Regions from separate parts of the Homo sapiens genome. Here region 2 is linked to region 1. A link is a loop called in an ENCODE intact Hi-C map of the cell type or tissue named here. Cell type or tissue: GM12878. All regions are shown on one strand. Links, peaks and the distances in the headings refer to the core of each region. The heading gives the core; the rest is flanking DNA.

The links. Peaks named below come from ENCODE experiments on the same cell type or tissue, not always from the same donor. Only the 100,000 strongest peaks of a DNase experiment are listed, where the experiment ranks them.
Region 2: it touches region 1 in a loop (3-fold over the local background); 85 of 110 quality-filtered maps call a loop at or near these places.

What each region holds. Positions count from the first base shown.
Region 1 is chr15:64,894,277-64,897,141 of GRCh38, reverse strand. No RefSeq gene overlaps it. Among named protein-coding and RNA genes, the nearest start is that of ANKDD1A, 16 kb to the left of the region's middle. RefSeq lists an enhancer at 1,746-2,344 and silencers at 2,459-2,508, 2,549-2,598. In GM12878, for the core only: a CTCF peak has its summit at 1,607; DNase peaks (open chromatin) are centred at 1,541 and 2,321; H3K4me3 peaks cover 1,960 bases; H3K27ac peaks cover 2,191 bases.
Region 2 is chr15:64,729,735-64,732,637 of GRCh38, reverse strand. No RefSeq gene overlaps it. Among named protein-coding and RNA genes, the nearest start is that of OAZ2, 28 kb to the right of the region's middle. RefSeq lists enhancers at 1-49, 50-697. In GM12878, for the core only: a CTCF peak has its summit at 1,171 (motif pointing left); DNase peaks (open chromatin) are centred at 187 and 1,147.

The DNA.
Region 1 (2,865 bases), core at 366-2,865:
CCAATACAGAGGGCTCGTTATAAGAGTGGGCTCTGGGGTACAAGTTCTGCCACTCCTTCACCTGCATGTGACCTTGGCCAGTCACCTATCTTCTTCAAGCCTCTCCTTCTGACACTGTGGTGTTCCTTACACATTGGAGGCCCTCATAAATGCTTTCTGAATAAGTCTGCCTGCAATATGCTTAACGCAGTGCCTGACCCAGAGAACATGCTCAGTAAAAGTCAACTATTTAAATCATCCCCATTTACAGATGAAGAAACTGAGACTCAGAAATGTAACTTGTCCAAGGCCTCAGGGCTGGGAAATGGTGGAGCCAGGTTCCCCTGTGCCCTGATCCATCAGTCCACCTCCCCTGCATGCTCCCCATTCTTCTCTGCCTCTGTGAAGCCAGCACAGATATGTCAGCCTCAGAGGGATGAATGGAGAAGCCAGAAACTCACACTCTGAGAACCCCTGAGGAGACAGGAGGTTCCTATCATCATGGGAGATACAAAGATGAATTAAAGTTTCAGCCGCTCAAAGGGCTGCCAGTCTGGAACTGGGAGCCACGGCGCCCGGAACAGAGTCTATCCCTACACAGAGGACCCAGCAAGCCTCAAGGGAGGGGCACCATCTGGGTTCCCAGTACACAATTGGCTCGTTGAATCACAAAGTTCACAAGAAATAGTGGCCACACAATCTGAATTTTAAAAGACAAGTCCAAGTTGCAAACATTTTCTCCTATTGTTATAATAGAGTATGAAGTGCCCCAAAGAATCCATTATTGTGGCACCTAAATGACCTCTCACAGCCAGGTGGATCACAAAAATCTATGTTATACCACACGTCCTAAGCTTGACTTGGGGAAAGAGGATCCCCATTATGCTAGACACACAGATGCCGGCTGCCCCCAGCCTCAGCCTCATGGGTGTATGCAGGTCCACACAGACTAATACCAGACAAGACAAAGGGTCACCCACTCTTGGGCTATTAGATGACATGGTGACTTGAGTTAGTGCCCCCTCCCCTTTCCAGCAGTGATCCTAACACCAGTGCTGGGCACTGTAAGGTCTGGAGGGGCCTTTGGTATCCCCAGAGAAAACAGACTGCCTTTGCATGCTTCTTGTCAGCATGAGAGGCAAGCCCTGGTCTAAGTGACACCGAGGTTGCAGCCAGGGTGTCTCTGACAGGGCTGCTGTCCTCAGATGTGAAGGCTTTGCTCCTCAGCCTCTTGCTACAGACCTCCCTCTCACATTAACTCCTGCCAGGACTTTTGGTTTCGGTTTCTGACAGCAGAAATAAGTTCTACCCTTTCCCTCTGTTGTCCTCCACACTTCCCCTCCTCCTACCCTACTTCCTTCACCCTTCTTCCTCCCACCCTAGTAGGAAATCCCCCCCCTGCCCCCACCCCCAGTCCCAGTCTGAGAGGGACAAAGAAGAAGAGAGGAATAGAGAAGGGACTGAGAAAGGGAGTTGCCAGAGACCTCGCTGCATCTTCGGGGCTTGGTGATCACTCACAAATCTGCAAATTGTGCCCTGTACAACTCAAGAGGACACCAGTCCTCTCAAGTCACCAAAATTTGCATATTTATTAGCACACTTTTCAGACAGATGGCAGTAAAGTGTCTTGAGAAGGAACAGTCTGAAGCTCTGGAGTGGGGTTAAAGGGCTGAATGCCTTTCGGCTCTCATCTCCTAGAAGCCCCAAGGCACCCCCAGTCCTTGAGCTGTAACCCACTTATCCCTCTTTGCTCAACTTCCCAGCTGGGCTAGAACCCCAGTGAGACTCTGGCTCAAAAGAGGCTCGCCAATCTAGGTCCATTTGTGGGGCCCCAAGCAAGTCTCTTCCTCACTAGGCCTCAGTTTCCCCATCTGTAATATGTAAAGAGAACAAAAGGATCTCTAAGCGGCCATCTATATTTAACAGCTGAGTCTGTGCAGAGGGTGCCTGGAGGCAGATGATTACAGTTGGGTTGCAGCCTCAGGGTCCCTATTTCTCTGAAGGAAGGAGGTTGTTGGTTGTTCCGTTGACTGAGAGCAGGGGTCAGAGAGGATTCTTTTGTTGAAGAATATCAAGAGGGGCTGTGTGACCTGGGGCGGCTCCTCTAACCTCTCTAAACCTGTTACCTCCCCTATGAAATAAAGGTGGTAATATTCACCTTGCAGGTGGCTGTGACGACTGAAGGGAGTACTGCATGCAAAAGTGCTGGCGTGGAGGAGGCGGCAGAAGAGGGCGGCGGCGGGGCACGGCAGCCACTGCCTGAGCTCAGGCTCCAGGGCAGGAAACCCACCTGACAGGCCACTCCTTCAGCTCGCCTCCCCCAGTGGGCTCCCTCCCCTCTCTCTGCAGGGCCACACCTCTGGGAGGATGCTCAGGGCTTGCACAGCGCTGAAGGAACCCCAAGGAGCCTACACCCCTTAGCCTGTCATGCCAGGCCCTCCCCTACCTACGCCCCGCGGCCACTCCCCACCCAGCCCCCCCGACCTGCTCGACACCCCCAAACAAGCCATGCACACCTCCCTGCCTTTGCCCAGGCTGCATCCTTTCCGGGTCACATGCCCTTCCCTCTCCCCCTCCTCAAGACAGCTAAATCCTGCTCATTGTTTAGGGCCCAGCTCAAATGTCACCTTCTGAGAGAAACCTTTCCCTGCCCTTCCAGTAAAGAAAATACTCATTCTTCCTGTTGCCTCCCTCAGCCCCGCATTCAGTCCCGTCAGGAGTGCAGCTGGGCTCCAGTCCGCCACATCCCCTCGCGGAGCCCCCAGTGCCTTATCTAGAAAATGGAGGTAAATCGTCCCTACTTGGGGGGCAGGACGAGTTCAATAAAATGGGACACGTCGGGCGTCTAAACATAGCGTGGGGCCCACAGTAGAGCCCGGCGAGTCC
Region 2 (2,903 bases), core at 134-2,633, 160 kb after region 1:
TTCTTTCCAGCAAACATTTTTTGTGCCCCTGCCCTTTGCTGAGCCTGTGTTTGGTGCTGAGATGGAGGATAAGGCACAGTTTCTGTTCTCAGGTGATGCACAGCCTGGAGTGTGGGAGTCTGGGCTGTGGAGCTACTCAAGCAGGGAAAGCTGGGGGTTATTGGTTCTAAACTTCCGCTCCTCTCTTTCCCCGGAGGCTGGGCTGCTGCCCACCTTACCCACAGGTCCAGAGTACTGCTCTGGGTCCCATGGTATCGTGGTTCTGTGCTTGGCCTCGCAGAACTGCATGGGTGGTGTAAGAGCTGTGCACAGAGGAACATGCCTCATCTCCCACCTCAGGGTGACTGCAGCTTCCAGAGCAGGATACCCTCAGGCTCTGTCCCCTGCTGAAGGTGGTCTCTTAGATTAGAGGCTTCTCAGATGGGCCTGTGTCTCTTTCCAGACCCAGGTTCTCATTACTGAAAGCAGGAGTGTGCTTCCTAAAAACTAACTTGTGTCTCCAGAAAGACATGGAGGGAGAGGGGCTGGGGGGAGGGGCAGGGGTGGGAGGAGCAAAAGCCACTTCCTTTTGGAGCAGTGGCCTCCCCCAGGGTTCTCCCCCAAGGCCACACTCCCAAGTATCCATTCATATGCGCTTCCCCAGGGCCTACGCACTGAAATCTCTCCTGTCTACGGCCGCCAGGTGAATCGTGCCAAGACGCCGCTTTCACCGGTTAGAAGAACTTCATTCCGTGGTTCTCTACTGCATAGGGGCTGATGGCCAGTGTCACTCATTCAGGACACACCCCCACCTGGCTTCTGGCCCCTTCTTCCCTGTGATTGGAGACATTTGCTAACCACCGTCATCTCCCTTGTACTACAGAGCAGCTTTTTCCTCTCTACTAGATCGGGCATTGCCTTCCTCTTCAAGGTAATGGGAAACTGACCCCACCTGGGTCTCGTTCCATGTCCTGATGTACCTGTAGACATGCTCTGTGGCCCCAGCAAGTCCCTTTCTCTCTTTGGCCCCTCCTTCTCCTATGCTCACCTTTATTTACATCTCAGGCCCCTTGTCTTGGCCCAGTGGTGACCAAGGAGAAAGTTCTGCTCACCTAAGACTTAGCACTAGGCAGGTGCCTCTGGCACAGCCTCCTTCCTTTGGGAGCTGGCGGGACTGTGTGATCCTGGGGCGCCCTCTCGTGGTTGAAGATGCTCACAAACCTCGTCTGAAATCTCTCCTGTCTACGGCCGCCAGGTGAATCGTGCCAAGACGCCACTTTCACAGGTTAGAAGAACTTCATTCCATGGTTCTCTACCGCATAAGGGCTGATGGCCAGTGTCACGCATTCAGGACACGCCCCCACCTTTTTCCTTTTTCCCTTTTGCTCTTCCAGATTAACCTTTGCCTGGGGTCATTTATTGTGGACTCTATGGGCGCCTCTGTTCCCAGAGGCAGAGTCAGGCAGTTAGTCACTAACAAACACAAACACTCATGGAGAACCTCCTGCATTTGTGCATACTTGCATGCTAGTAGTCACTCTGCTGGCACTGGGGATACAAAAGTGAATATTGGGCCCAGAGAGATTTGATCCAATTGCCTCGGTTCACAGATGGAGAAGCTTCAGCCTTCAGAAGCAGAAAGATGTGCGGAGCTCATTTGGTTATGCGGGCTTGACACAAAACTCAGGTGTCCCGACTATCGTAGGAAATCAAGTCAGCTTCCATCTCACTGATTAAACCCCTGGATGTCAGCCGGGTGCAGTGGCTCATGCCTGTAATCCCAGCACTCTGGGAGGCTGAGGTGGGCGGATCACGAGGTCAGGAGATCGAGATCATCCTGGCTAACACGGTGAAACCCCGTCTCTACTAAAAAAAATACAAAAAATTATCCGGGCGTGGTGGCGGGCGCCTGTAGTCCCAGCTACTCGGGAGGCTGAGGCAGAAGAATGGCATGAACCCAGGAGGCGGAGCTTGCAGTGAGCCGAGATCGCGCCACTGCACTCCAGCCCTCCAGCCTGGGCAACAGAGTGAGACTCTGTCTCAAAAAATAAGAAAAGAAACCCCTGGATGTCATAGTAACAAAGTTGAGAACCCACTATTGATATTTTCAGGAATTACATTCCTAATTTCTCTCATGTCTGGGAGATTTTGCCCATTGGAATGGGTAAAATCCAGGGGATAGACCCCCCTGGAAACTCAAATTTGGGCTGTTCTCTCTCAGTGCGCTTTACTCAGGGGTCACTCCGTCGTCAGCACTGCCAGGCACTGTCTCGTCTGCAAACCTTGCTGGTGCCTGCACATACTGGACGTTCTTTCAGGGCATAGGTCATGCCATTGTCACTCACCAGCACAGTCCAGGGCCTTTGGTGATACCTAACACATGACTGGGAATGGCTACTTCATTTTTTTTTTTTGAGACAGGGTCTTGCTCTGTCACCCAGGCTGGAGTGCAGCAGTGCAGTCAGCTCACTGCAGCCTCCATCCTGGACTCAGGTGATCCTCCTGCCTCAGTCTCCCAAGTAGCTGGGACTACAGGTGTGCACCACCATGCCTGGCTAATTTTTTTTTTTTCTTTTTTCTTGAGACGGAGTTTCGCTTTTGTTGCTCAGGCTTGAGTTCAATGGTGCAATCTAGGCTCAATGCAACCTCCGCCTCTCGGGTTCAAGTGATTCTCCTGCCTCAGCCTCCCGAGTAGCTGGGATCACAGGTGCCTGCCATCACACCCGGCTGATTTTTGTATTTTTAGTAGAGATGGGGTTTCTCCATGTTGGTCAGGCTGGTCTCAAACTCCTGATCTCAGGTGATCTGCCCACCTCGGCCTCCCAAAGTGCTGGGATTACAGGCTTGAGCCACCACACCCGGCCATGCCTGGCTAATATTTTTAAACATTTTTTGTAGAGACAGGGTCTCACTATGGTGCCCAG